Linked DNA regions of Mus musculus: region 2 is linked to region 1. The links are chromatin contacts, found by Hi-C or POLR2A ChIA-PET in ENCODE. All regions are on one chromosome and are shown on one strand. Each heading gives the region's core, a stretch centred on a gene start or an enhancer-like site at or near the end of the contact. The rest is flanking DNA. Distances are from core to core; before and after follow the strand shown.

Region 1 (7,022 bases), core at 2,014-4,513:
TTATACAGATATCTATTTTTGGTACCATTGCTACTAGTATACATTTTATCTTTTCTAGGCTGGTCTTCAACCTAACAATCCATCTACATTGTGTTTTTCTTTTGGTTTCAGTGGTTCTTGATAAATGAAATTATTACCAAATTCTAAAGGGTTTGTTTCAGGGGTCTTGTTTGTTTGTTTTCTTGAGACAGAGTCTACCTTGGCTGACCTGGAACTCAAAAGATCGTGGTGTGTGTGTGTGTGTGTGTGTATTTGGGGGGGTGGAATTAAAAATGTGAACCACCATGCAAGCAACAAGGACTTTTCTTATTATGTTAAGGAACACCCATGGGTAGTTACCATCTTATAGTGACTATACTGAAAATGTCTCCATTATTATTCCTATTAGCTACAGGTATTGACTTTTAAATAGTTATCCTGCACTCTCTGAATTACTAAGTTATCCTTGTATCAAGTACCACAATATCAACTAGGTACTGGATATTGGCATTTAAAAAAGTTATCAAGTCGTGACTTTTTTCCAACCTACTGAGATAAATCACAGCAATATATCGAAAAAAAACTTGGACAAACCGTGAATCACAATTCTTTTGACATAGTTAGATCTGATGAGCTAATAGTATACAGGATTTTCATTTCTATGCTAACAGGTGTTAACACAACTATAATCTTACCTAGTTTTAAATCAATATTTCACTAAACCTATAAAATGGACTTGGGGTTTTAGTTTTGTCTTGCTTCTGTGCCCTACATTCCAGAATTTATAAAAAGAAAAGGTTATGGAAATGAAATGGAGCTTGTATACAAGAATATCTGGACCAAGAGATTTGAAAGGGAAAGTCTTCATCACTACTAGCACTACTACTAGTCTCAGCTTAGTCCATCCATGCTTAGATAACTTAGATAACTTCTGAGTTAATAGTTCCCTAACTATCATATATTTCATTTACCTTTTCAAATTTATTACCATATAATAAAATCTAATATTCTATTTTTATTTTTCATTTATTTGCAACTTTTCCCCTTGACCAATCTTTAACAGGTCTTAGCTTCCTAGCCTTTTTGTTTTGTTTTGTGACAGGGTCTCACATATCACAGGCTGGCCTTTAACAGGATATGCAGCTAAGGAAGATGAAATTCTTGATCATCCTGCCTCTACCTCCAGAGTGCTGGGATTGCAGCTGTGAGCCACCAGGTCAGGTTTTATAAGTTGCTGGGATCAAATCTGGGGCTTCCTGACTGCTAGACAAGCACTCTTTCAACCTGGCTGCATTCCTAACTCCCTTTATTAATCTTTTCAAGAAATAACCTTTAAGTGTGGCAAATTCTTTTGCTCTGAGCTTAGCTGATGACGACTTCTGCTCTTAATGTTCATTTCTTAACTCATCAAAGAAAGTCTACTTAAGCATTAATCCAAACTGTCTTCAGCATTTAAGGTAAATCACACTGCAACTATAAAGTCTAGTTTCACAACTTAATCAACATACAAACTGCATTGTGTAAATGACTGTCATGTGTATGTCTAACAGGGAATAATCATAAACAAAAGTTCCTTTCTACACCCACACCAAAGTGTCTGCCTAAAGCAGTATCTTGAAGGCAAATAAGTAATGTGTGCTAGTCCCATAAATACTTTTTTCTAAGGTTGTGACTATCTGCATCAGGACAAAAAAAAATTTCAACAGCTAGGTGGGCAATTACTGTTATAGCTTAATAAAACTTAACTAGAAATAAAATCTCCAGTTACATTAGGAGATGCCATTCTAAATTTGCAGCTAACAAGGACCTGGCCACCACGTTCCTTTTACACTGTCACCACCACTCTGAACTAAAAAGCACTACTACCTTATTCTTTACCTAGCTATGGAAGCACACTGCCTGATTGTGAACATTTTGGGGTCAGTTTTTATCTTCTATCTGCAAGTGAATTTCAAGGCAGACCGCTAAAAAGTTCAACCTGCGGTAGGATCCTGGTTACAGTCACTTGCTGAACCGCTTCTCTGGAACGTGATTTTACACATCAACTTCAAAGACTTGTAGCAGTTCCCACTACATAGTAGAAGTAACTAAGAATTCCCTGACAGGATGCAAAAACTCACAGAGAACAAAGAGTTGCTAGAGACCAACGTTCAGAAGCCCGATTTGCTAAAAGTACAGCGGCAAAGAATACAAGAACACATTTCTTTGCTCTCTGGTTGAAAAAAAAAGACGAAAGGCCTCTAACGAAATTCAAGACCGCCTTACTTTTCCCTCTCGCTCTGTAAGGTGAAACTTTGAAGGGGACACCCTAGAGAAGAGCTTACTAATGTTGAGAGATGATCAGGAGTATTAAAGATCTTTTCTAAAGCATAAGCTGAGGCTGCGCAGGTGTAACAGGCAACACTGGCTGGCTGGCCGGATACTGGCCGCAGACACCGAATCAGGGTGGGAGGGTTAAGAGAAGGAAAGAGAACTAAGCCTGGAACAAAGGAAGTGGAGTTACTCTCAGGGCGGGGGGATTCCACGAGCTGGTGTGGAGAAGCCTGGCTGGGGGGTGGGGGTGGGGTCGTGGAGGAGGGACAGACTCACGGAACTTGGAGGTGGAGGTGTTGATGTTGATAGTGGAGCTGGAGGTGGGGGCAGGGGCCGTCTTGGCCACCGCGGCGGCTGCGTCGCAGCTCTTCAACATCATGATCACCCCGTTTGGTTCCGGCAAGGGCGGAGGCCCCATCGGGAGCCCTTCCTTAGGACCCTTCCTCTCCATGGAGCCCGCGTGCACAGCCAGCAGCTGTCCCCCCGGGAGTTCTCGGCCTGGATCCGGGATGGACGACGAGGGCCGCGGCGGCGGCGGCGGGGGCAGCGGCGGGGCCGGCGGAGGCTGGCGGAAACTGTCCGCGGCGGCCTCCCAGTTGTTGTGATTCTGGTCGTCCATCATTGCCTCGTAGGTGAGCATTTCCTCCTCCTCCATGCTCTCCTCCATCCCGCCGGGCCGCGGCTTCCCAGGCACCTGCCCGCCCACCTCAGCCCCCGGGCCTGGGAGCGCAGAAGCCGCCTCGAGTTCACATCGCCCGGAGCCCTCGCGGGTGCGGCGGAAAATCCAGTGGCGCACCGAGCGCTTTCGCCCTCCGTCAAGACGACTCCGCCGGAGGAACCGCTGACTGAGGTGGGCACTCCCGGGGTCTGGTTCTGAGAGGCAGCCGCAAAGGGCTGACGTCCCTCACGACATTTTACAGCAGTTTCTTCTGGCCTTTGGAAAGGGCTCTGGGGGAGCGGCCAGGAAGGCACGTGATGCGAGGGACGGCCTGGAGAAAGCTGGGCGAAAAGGGGGCGGGAGCTATGAGTCACCTCAAGGCGAATGCACCCAGCGGCGCGATTCCCTCTCCCTCCCCTCCCCACTCCCCCCTCCCCATCAGTTTAGACCAGGTGTCCAGACCCGGATTCGCTGGCCCCGCCCCCGGCCGACATTACGTGATAAAGGACTTTGGTCTGCGCACGCGCATTCTCTAACTTGTTGCCACAACTAGTCTGGGTGTGCCCGAGAGTGGACCCAAAAACGGCGCACCAACGCTCTTATGTTTAACAGCCCCCTTCCCTTTTCTTTTTTAGTCTTTTCGTCTTTTCTTTTTTCTTTTTGTACTCCAAACTGGGCTCCAACTAACTCCAAGCAGTCCTCTTTCCTCAGCCTTCTGAGTGTCCCTTCATACCCCATGCTGGCTAACCTTTCCATAGTGAGGGTCCCCCACCGACACAGGCTTTTTGCCACCCAGACCTTGACCTCGCAGCCTGAGCCTTTGCTTGGGGAATGAAAGGACAGTGTGGCAGTAGGCCCTGGGTACAGACTCCAAAGGGTAGACTGTTGGTGTGTGCCGTTTTTTAGCCCTAGGTATCCCAAACTAAGAAGGACAGAATATTGATTCAGAAATTGCACAATATACATTCCTTCCCAGAGTATGTGAAACATTTACAAAAGATAAACATACTGTGTCTCTAAGCAAGTGTCTCTGCATGTCTGAGGACTGACATAACCACATTCTCTGACCACTGTGCAGTTAGAAACTATTAGGGTTCTCTAGAGTCACAGAACTTATGGAATGTCTCTATGTATTAAGAGAAATTATTGGGATGAATGACAGTCTGCAGTCCAGCTAACTTAGCAATGGCCAGCTGTGATGGGGAGCTCTAAGAATCTAAGTAGTTGCTCAATCCCACCAGGCTAAGTCAGCTGGTCTTCTGTATAAACTAGAATCCTGAAGAAATAGGTTCCAACAGATGTGTTGGCAAGTGCAAGCAGGCAAAGAATGAATGCTTTTTCCATTGTCCTTATGTAGACCTCCAGCAGAAGGTGCGGCCCAGATTAAAGATGTGTACCACCATGCCTGGACCTAAGCTTTTGTTTAATGGAACTTGCTCTGTCTCAGGCTGGGCTTGAACTCAGAGATATGCTTGCCTCTGTCTCCTGGGATTAAATGTGTATACCATCTTGTCTGGGCCTAAGCTTTTCCTGGGCACTGTGCCTCAAGTTCTAGATCAAAAGTGTGTGTCATCCCATGTCAAGACCTGGGTGTCTTCCAGCTTCAAGATCGGGATTGCAGGTGTTCCCTCCATTTCTGGATTGTAGTTCATTCCAGGTGTAGTCAAATTGACAAACCAGAAATAGCCATCACAGAAACCATTAACTGAAGGATAACTGGTAAGTCCCCACTGTGTTAATCTTTTATCAACTCATCAATCTGAAAGTGACTATGAAAACTTTTAGAACTGATGAGATTGGTACAATTATAGTAAACTTTCCTAGAAGGCCCTACTCTAAGGAGTTTTTCCCAGCACACTGTTAAATACTGAACTGTTCATGTGTATTTTGTTAAGATACTCCATATATAACAAGCTTTCATTAACGTGGAAAAGCATAACAGGCTGAGCCAGAGAAATCTTTGATAGAGTCTATTTAGGTGGCCATGGGTAAGAAACAGAAGGGAAGGTGAATGGGCATTCGATACGTGGTTGATTTTTATTTAGAACTTTGTGAGCAATTATTAAATTAGACCTCAAGGAGTTCTGGTAGCTATTCTTGGTGGTCAACTTGACTATATTTGGAATGAACTACAATCCAGGTTTCAAGGACACACATGGGATCCAGATCTTTAGGTGGGAAGACAAACATTTAGTCTGAACCACACCTTCTGCTAGAAGCCTATATATGGACATGGAAGAAGAAAGCTTTTACTCTTTGCCTGCTTGTCCTCACTTTTCTAGATCATCCATTCCTTCATGAGCATTGGAGCCTACTTCTTCAGGATTCCAGCATATACAGAAGACCAGCTGAGACACCCATTCTTGTGAGACTGGGGAACTGCTAGATTCATGGACTTTTTGTTCACAGCTAGCCATTGTTGGATTAGTTGGACTGCAGCCTATATAAAAGTCATCCCAATAAATTCCACGTATATGTATATATATGCATATATATGTGTGTGTGTGTGTGTGTGTGTGTGTGTGTGTGTGTGTGTGCGCGCATTTCATAAGTTCTTGGATTCTAAAGAACCCTGACTAGTACAGGTATATTATGCTTTAATAGTTATTAACTTAAAACCATTTCTGGTTTGTTCAGTATTTAGAGACAATTACAACAAAATAAGGAATGCTGACCCAACAGTGGGCCCAGGTTAATAATTACTATATCCTTCCACAGTCCCAGAAGTTAGCCTCTTTGTTTGGTTTTTCTGTTTGTTTCTGTTTCCTAGTAAGATAAGAATTTTATTAAAACAGTACAAATATACCTATATAATATATGTTTAAGTTTGTATACTTAGAGAGAACACCAATTTAAAATATCCATGTGTATTAGTCAGGGTTCTCTAGAGTCACAGAACTTATGGGTAGTCTCTATATAGTAAGGGAATTTGTTGATGACTTACAGTCTGTAGTCCAACTCCCCAACAATGGTCAGCAGCAGCTGTGAATGGAAGTCCAAGGATCTAGCAGTTGCTCAGTCCCACGAGGCAAGCAGGCAAAGAACAGAGAGCAAATCTTCCTTCTTCCAATGTCCTTATGTAGGTCTCCAGCAGAAGTTGTGGCCCAGATTAAAGGTGTATACTACCATGCCTGGATCTGGGACTTGCTTTGTTCCAGATGACCTTGAACTCAGAGATCTCCCCATCTTAATCTTCTGGGATTCCTAGCCACTTTCTTTTTTGTTGTTGTTGTTGTTGGGCTTTTTTTGGTTTTTTTTTTTTTTTTTTTTTTGGGTTTTTCAAGACAGGGTTTCTCTGTGTAGCCCTGGCTGTCCTGGAACTCACTTTGTAGACCAGGCTGGCCTAGAACTCAGAAATCCACCTGTCTCTGCCTCCCAAGTGCTGGGAATAAAGACATGCGCCATCACTCCCGGCTCCTAGCCACTTTCATGCCAAGATCCAGGTCAGAAACTTGTATCTCACAGCCTCCAGATTAGGGTCACAGGTGAGCCTTCCAATTCTGGATTGTAGTTTATTCCAGTTATAGTCAAGTTGAAAACAAGGAATAGCCACTACACCATGGTAGTTTATCTGGGTAGGAGGGGTAATGATTCTTTAATCTTTGTTCTTATGGATTTGTTGTTGTTATAGTTGTTGTTTTATCTCTACAACAAGCGTTGTTGGAGACCCAAAGGTCCAGTCACCCACAGAGCACTAAGGAAACCAGGAATGTTAAACATACGTCTCCTCAATAAAGGGAATAAAATGCCTGCATTCCACGAAGAAAGCTGGGAATAGATGTTTTTCACAACCTGAGGACCTTTGGCTATTTGTAGAGCCAGACCTCACTCAATTCCCCCAGAATGATTATCCCAGACTTTATCTTCCCTCCCTAGACCTTTATCTTCCCTCCCTAGACCTTTATCTTCAGCTTCCAATTAATAGAAACCATCCTTAGGGAACATTGAAGTAGAATTTTCTAGATATGCCATGTGATGTAAAATCACATGGTATTTTGCTAAGGCAAACTCATGTGTTGTTTTGTTGAGACAAGACAGGTAGGAGGATATATGATGTTTGGAGAAAGAAGTA
Region 2 (7,022 bases), core at 1,574-4,073, 230 kb after region 1:
CTAGGATTAAAGGTGTGTGCCACCACGCCCAGCCCCCTCCATCATTTTTTTATATTTTTTTTAATTAGGTATTTTCCTCATTTACATTTCCAATGCTATCCCAAAAGTCCCCCATACCCTCCCTCCCCCCACTCCCCTACCCACCCACTCCCACTTTTTGGCCCATTCCCCTGTACTGGGGCATATAAAGTTTGCAGGTCCAATGGGCCTCTCTTTCCACTGATGGCCGACTAGGCCATCTTTTGATACATATGTAGCTAGAGTCAAGAGCTCCGGGGTACTGGTTAGTTCATAATGTTGTTCCACCTATAGGGTTGCAGATCCCTTTAGCTCCTTGGGTACTTTCTCTAGCTCCTCCATTTCCCTCCATCATTTTTAAAAAGATTTTTAAAAGTGTGTCCACACATTTTCTGATTATCAGTAGCACTGAATAACTATCTTTGTATCTGCATATTAAGGGGGAAAGATTTCTTCAGGGATTTTACTACATCCAAGCAGAGGTAACAAAGGATCGGTGGCTCAGTCATGGAAACTTAGGTCCCAGAATCCTAGCAAGGGGTGGTGAGAGAATGAGGAAAGGACAGGTACAGAGATACACATACAGTGAATTCAGAATCAGGTGGCAGTCTCTAATCTCCATACCCTTGAACCTCAGTATATCTGTTAGGTACAACATTGATGAAGGGGATATCTAGTCTCTGTAGGAGGTTATCTCTAGGCCATCAGTCTCATGCTACAAAGATCAGGGAGCAGGAAGATGCAATTGCTAGAGATTAATGGCTCATAAACATTCATAAGGAAAGGTTTTCCCTCCCTCTTAAGCCTATCTCATAAGGATAACAACTTTGCCAAATTCCCATGTGCCACCTGGTCCTGGAGTCTTTGACAGAACTTTCTCATTTCAAAATACACATTCCCTCAGGACTTAATTCATTTGGTGCTTTCTTCAATCCCTAAAATCCTGTGTGTGGAATGATGGACCTTGAAATTCAGCTCTGACCTGTTGCTCAAAGACAGCTTGGTATATTCCCTAAAAGTAGCATGCTGGAAGCATAGTGCTGTGGTACAGGTCTGAAATTCCTGCTATTTAGGAGTTTCAGATGGAAGGATTTTGAGTTCAAGGCTAGCTAGGGCCAATTAGACAGAGCTATTTTAGCAACAACAAAAATATAAATTAATGGTTTGCACTTTTCTATTTCTGTAGACACTGTTAATCTTCTTTCCAAAAGGCTTCATTCATTATATTTTTTTACACAATTAAACTCAGTTTCCAGAAAATCATTATGAACTGCCACAAAATCAGAATGCAATTGCAGTGATGCTGTTATCTTTCACATTAAATCCTAGTGTAAATGTATCTTTTATTCGCCTGTAGTAACTATCGGTGGTTTGCTGCCTCTGTCTGTTAATCTGGGCCTAGTCCTGGAAGCTTCTAGCCTCTGTACAATCTTATCTCTGCCTAGAATGTTTTCAGCCTCTGAGGCTTACTGCTGAATAAGCTCACCTTTTCTAGTTCTTTCTGAATTCTGGCTAGCTAGTTCAAACTCCTCTACAAGCTGACAGATTCTGGCTTCTCCTGAATTGCTCTGTTTGGCCTAATACTAACTTTGGCAGTATGTTCTAATCTTCTGGCTCCTTCTCATTTTTTGGCTCAGTCTGTTTTCACCTGTGTCTAGCTTGTTCTCTCTCTGCAACACATCTCTGTACAACTGTCCCAGTAAAAATTCTCCCTTCCTTTCTCTCTCCACTGCCCCTAAAGTAGCTTCCTTTTCCTCTCTCTTCTTGTGAGAGTTGGGAATATCCTGTTCTGTCAAATCTTTGATTTCACTTTGTCTACCACTCAACTAGACATCACTTTTAAACATGGGAGCTTCCTTCTACAAACTAACCTTCCTTGTTTGGGTTTAAAGTGTTTACTAAGGGTGTTTCTGAATTCCAGCCAGAGAGATTAAATGTGTGTGTTAAGGGCTGAGCTACACCACAAATAGAAACAGGTTTTGGTTGTTGTTGTTGTTGTTGTTGTTTTTTCTAGTAAATAATACAATCTTGGAGATCACAGTGTGATCAAATGTCCTGCAACATCCTAGAGCATCCTTATTATAAATGAATTCTGTATTTTAACTGTTACATGCTTGACCTCCACACCCTCTAAACTAATGTATTGAAATCCTGACTTTCAAGGTCATGACTTTAGGAAGTTGAGTCTGGGAAAGAATGCTGACCCTGACTTGACCCCTAGCCTAAGAACAGGGCCAAGGAATGGATTCCCACCAATCCCCGAGCTAGTCCTAAACTCAAGATTTGAAATCCTACCAATATCCACCCTGGAAAGCCCAGTCTCCCAAAAAACCCTGTATAAACCCTGTCTTTTGCTCAGTTTCCTGCTGTATAGAGGCTGCTGCCCCTCCTGGATTCACCTCCTCCCCCTAATTAAATCTCTTGCGTGAGGTTTGTTGTGTGATGTGACTTTGTGCTTTTTGGCTCCCAGGATTGGAGGCTCCAAAGGATTGCCAGGATACCTCTCAGAGCAGATCAAGCTGGGGACATCATCGCCTGCCAGAGCGGTGCTGTTACACTTGGATTGGGGAAACTAACATTTCTATAGGGGACCCTTTCCCTCCAGAGCAGCAACACATATTAGGTCTCCAATTATTTGTCTTTGTAATCAGTGAACGGACACTTCACTGGAGATCTTTAAGGTACTAGACAAACGAACAAGGACCTAAGCGTAGAAAGGCTGCAAGAAGGAAGTTTGGCCAGGAGAGGGAAGCCTGGGGCGGCACCTGTAGTGCCTGCTGCACCCTGCCGGAAGGGACGGGACTTGTTATGGGCGTGGCCAAGAGGAGGGGTGGGACCTGCAGTGCGGAGCCCAGGGTAGCGGCGGAAGATGGCTGCGGTTGTGGCAATGGACACCCAGCTGATGCTCGGAGTCGGGCTGATCGGTGAGGACGCAGGCTCTCTGTCTGCCAGGCCATGCCGCAGCTCCGCCTGGGTTCTGGGATCCCCCGGGCTGCTTCGCCAGGGAGAGGCTAGACTTGGGCCGAGGACTTCGGCCTCCTCCCGCCGGGGCTGACGTGGGGCCTGCGGGCGGGCGGGCGGGCGGGCGGGCGGGGCTCGATACTCCCGTTGACCGCCTGCTTTGGGACTATGGGTTGGAGAGCTAGGGCCCGGCTGCGTTTGTTTGCGGCTCCCCGGGAGTATGGGTGACACCCAGGGAGCCCCGAGTGCCATTGGCAGGACATGCCAGGAACTGGCAGAACCGATGTTGAAACCCGTGCAGGGTCATCCCGAGCCCCTACTCCCACGGTAGAGAACTTCGTGTCAGTTGATCCTGATGGCTCTGGAGTTCCTTCTTGGTCACATATGGGACCCCAGCTACTTAATAGGAATTCATATGGAGGAAATTCATAGGTATCTTTTATAGTCCCAACTGTGCGTGACCGTTGGCAGCCCAAGCAGGTGGTAGGTGATAGCAACGCGCGGCACGAATGAATGAACCTTTATGAATTCCTTTGAATAGTCTCTCTCCTGAGGTTCTAATTAATACAAGTAGGACACTACTGTTCCTGGCAGAGTGCAATCGTGTTGCATAGGCTTACCAAAGATCTGCTGTTATTATTTTTCAGGAGCTCAAAGAAGTGTCTTTATCTTGTACTCGCTTTTTCTTTTTGTGTAAAATTTAAATTTTTTTGGTGTGAATGTTTGCCTGACTGTATGTTTGTGCACCTTGTTTCCCAGTGGAGGTCAGAAGAGATCATCAGATCCTCTGGACCTGGAGCTCATATAGGTGCCGGAAATAGAACCCAATCCTCTTAAAGAACAGCTAGTGCTCTTAACCGCAGAGCTATCTCTAGTCCTCTTGTATTCATTTCTTCTTCTTTTTTCTTTTTTTCTTTTTCTTTTTTTTTTTCTTTTTTTGGTTTTTCGAGACAGGGTTTCTCTGTATAGCCCTGGCTGTCCTGGAACTCACTTTGTAGACCAGGCTGGCCTCGAACTCAGAAATCCTCCTGCCTCTGCCTCCCAAGTTGCTGGGATTAAAGGCGTGCGCCACCACCGCCCGGCATCTAATGTGATTTTTAAATTGCTTGAAAACAAAACCTATGTACCTCAGGCATCTTGGACCTGTCAGCACTTCAGAATTAAGACTGAATTAAACTGTGAAGATAAAAATGACTTACAAATGGCCAGGGGTTGATGCACACCTTTAATTTTAGCGCCCAGGAGCCAGAGGCAGGCAGGTTCAAAGTCAGGTCTACAGAGTTCCACGACAGCCAGGGCTGCACAGAAAAACTCGTTCCCAACAAAACAAACAAACAAAAACAAAAAAACCCTGCAACATATTTACAGCTCTTTAGTTTTTATTTTCCTTAGATTTTATTCTTACATGCACTTTAAAGGATATTTATTTCTAAGGTATGTGGTGGTGGCCTGCATTTAGCTTCAGTACTTGGGAGGTAACAAGTGGATCTCTGAGTTTTAAGGCCAGTCTGGTCTATGCAGGAAAGTGCCAGGAAAGCCAGGGCTACACAGGGAAATCCTGTCTCAAAAAAAAAAAAATTTGTTTCTAAGTAATGGGGTTATCAGAGGTATGGTGACATAAATCTATAAGTTATCAACTACTTTGGGAACTGAGCCAGCCCCTCAAGTTATTTCCTTTTTTTTTTTTTTAAATTGAGGTATTTATTTTGGTGAGAAAAGCATACGATTAGATGGCTTTTATTGTTATTATAAAAGTTTGGCGGCTGGGCGTGGTGGCGCACGCCTTTAATCCCAGCACTAGGGAGGCAGAGGCAGGCGGATTTCTGAGTTCGAGGCCAGCCTGGTCTACAAAGTGAGTTCCAGGACAGTCAGGGCTATACAGAGAAACCCTGTCTCGAAAAAAAAACCAAAAAAAAAAAAAAAAAAAGTTTGGCATAGTGGTAGAGCTCTTGCTTAGCATTTAAGATACATTGGGTTTAGTCCCCAGCAATGAGAAAAATGTGAAATTTAAGGTTTCACTATCTCCTTCATTGCTGGGGAAGGGGGAGATTAAGGATCTAACTCAGGGCTTCAAGTAGCTCTGTCTATAAACCTAGGCCTCTCCATCCCCCCCCCCCTTTAAAAAAAAGATTTATTATGTATTAAGTACACAGTTGCCCTCTTCAGACACACCAGAAGAGGGCATCAGATTCCATTACAGATGGTTGTAAGCCACCATGTGGTTGCTGGGATTTGAACTCAGGACTTCTAGAGGTTCTGAGTTCAATTCCCAGAACTCAGTGTGCTTAATCACTGTGCCATCTCTCCAGCCCTCCATTTTTCCCCTTAACAACTCTTCCAGTTGCGTAAAAAAAAATAAGTCAATAACCATTTTGTGAGAGATGATAGAAAATCATACCAACGATCTAAGACTAGTTTTTCATTACAGGTTTAATTAATTATTTGTGTATGTAAACATGTGGGTCTGAGGACAGTTTTTGAGAGCCAGTTCTCTCCTTTGACCATGTGTAACCTGGGGATGAAACACAAGTCATCAGGCTTAGTAGTAAGCACTTTTATCTGCTTTGCTTAGGTAACCCTAAAAACAAAATGATAGTGATGCCGTGTTTACATGACCATAAGATTACATGATACCTTGGAATCTCAAGTTTTAGGAGTTAAGAGTTAGAATCAGGAGTTCAAGATCACCTTTGACCATATCATGTGACTGGCTTGGGTGATAACAAAAACATCCAAGCAAATGGAAATCATGAGTTGATAGGAATTTTTGGGTCTCGTGATCTGGGTTGCTTTGTAAAGTGGGGTGTTAAAACTGATTCCACAAAATGTTTCTGAGTAACCAATCAATTCACTTCCTTGCTGCTGTTTGACATTCTCACAGTGACCATCTTTCCACCATAGAAAAGGACTCTAATGGAGAAGCCCTGTGGGTGTGGTGTTATCCTTCCACGACAGCCTCACTAAGGAATCTGCTGCTCCGAAAATGCTGCCTAACTGATGAAAACAAACTTCTCCACCCTTTCGTCTTTGGTCAGTACAGAAGAACATGGTTTTATGTCACGACAGTTGAAGTTCCAGATTCTTCAGTTTTGAAAAAGGTATGACTGCTTCAAGGTAAAAAGAAAAAACAAAACAAAACAAACCAAAACCAACCAACCAACCAAACAAATCAAAATATCTAAAGGGACTTAAGAATATAAACTTTAGATTCTGTCTGATACACACTTGAAAACATTAAATCTTATTTTTACTGAAACTATTCCCTTTAATATTCCATTTGATGTATCCATTGTGGTTAGTTGCATGCTGAATAGTCTTTTATAGTTACAGTCTGATGAACTAAAGATATAGGGCAGTTTTAGAGACATACTGAATAAAAGTGAGAACTGTTTTCTATAATTGAAAACTATTTTAGGTCTGGGTATGGTGTGTTACACCTGTAATCCCAGCTCTTGGGAGGCAGGTGGATCTCTGTGAGTTTGAGGCCAGCCTGGTTTCCATAGGGAGTTCCAGGACAGCCTGAGTTATATAGTAAGACCTGTAGGAAAAACACAAAACTATTTTAGAAGCTGGGAGTGATAGCATATGCCTGTAATCCCAACTCTAAGGAGGTTCATGCAGTAGGATTGCAAAGTTCAAGACCAGCCTCAACTACATAATGCATTCCAGACTAGTCAAAACCTTTTTTTAAAAAAAATTTAAACTGTCTTTAATGAAAGTCATGTGTGAAATGTTCTACTTCATCTCCTAGGTCGTTTCCTCCCTGTATTTGTCCTTCTCCTTTCCTACCTGTCAGGACTTGGCTTTCCTCTCTAGGATCTCCTTGCCCAGCTTCAGCCTGGTGATCACCACCTTGCTGGGGTGGATGCCCAAATGCACAGTTGTGCTGTTAGCCTCCAATGTAGATGACTTATTTCTTCCTGTACACTTGGACCACTTTGTCATCTGCTGCCCTTTGTGTGTCCTTGAACAACCTAAACTTCATTATCCTTTTGAATGGGCACAGACCCAATATACTTCTGCCTTAGTTCTTTAGAAAGGGG

Evidence for each region. Hi-C counts contacts between places; a loop is a spot of excess contacts on that map. ChIA-PET counts read pairs that join two places held with the same protein, here RNA polymerase II (POLR2A).
Region 2: POLR2A ChIA-PET joins it to region 1 with 15 read pairs in Patski. The contact joins the promoter of Dennd10 here to the promoter of Cacul1 in region 1. A Hi-C loop is called at or near these places in 1 of 37 maps with a recorded cell type or tissue (regulatory T cell). POLR2A ChIA-PET finds 5 or more read pairs at or near these places in 2 of 5 experiments (Patski and embryonic stem cell).

The regions. Positions count from the first base shown.
Region 1 is chr19:60,577,760-60,584,781 of GRCm38, forward strand. Cacul1 (CDK2 associated, cullin domain 1) reads right to left here and starts at 3,264. Exons shown (of 9, transcript NM_030197.2): 1 at 2,569-3,264. The coding sequence starts at 2,959.
Region 2 is chr19:60,808,732-60,815,753 of GRCm38, forward strand. Dennd10 (DENN domain containing 10) reads left to right here and starts at 2,824. Exons shown (of 9, transcript NM_026437.4): 1 at 2,824-2,942; 2 at 5,881-6,077. The coding sequence starts at 2,888.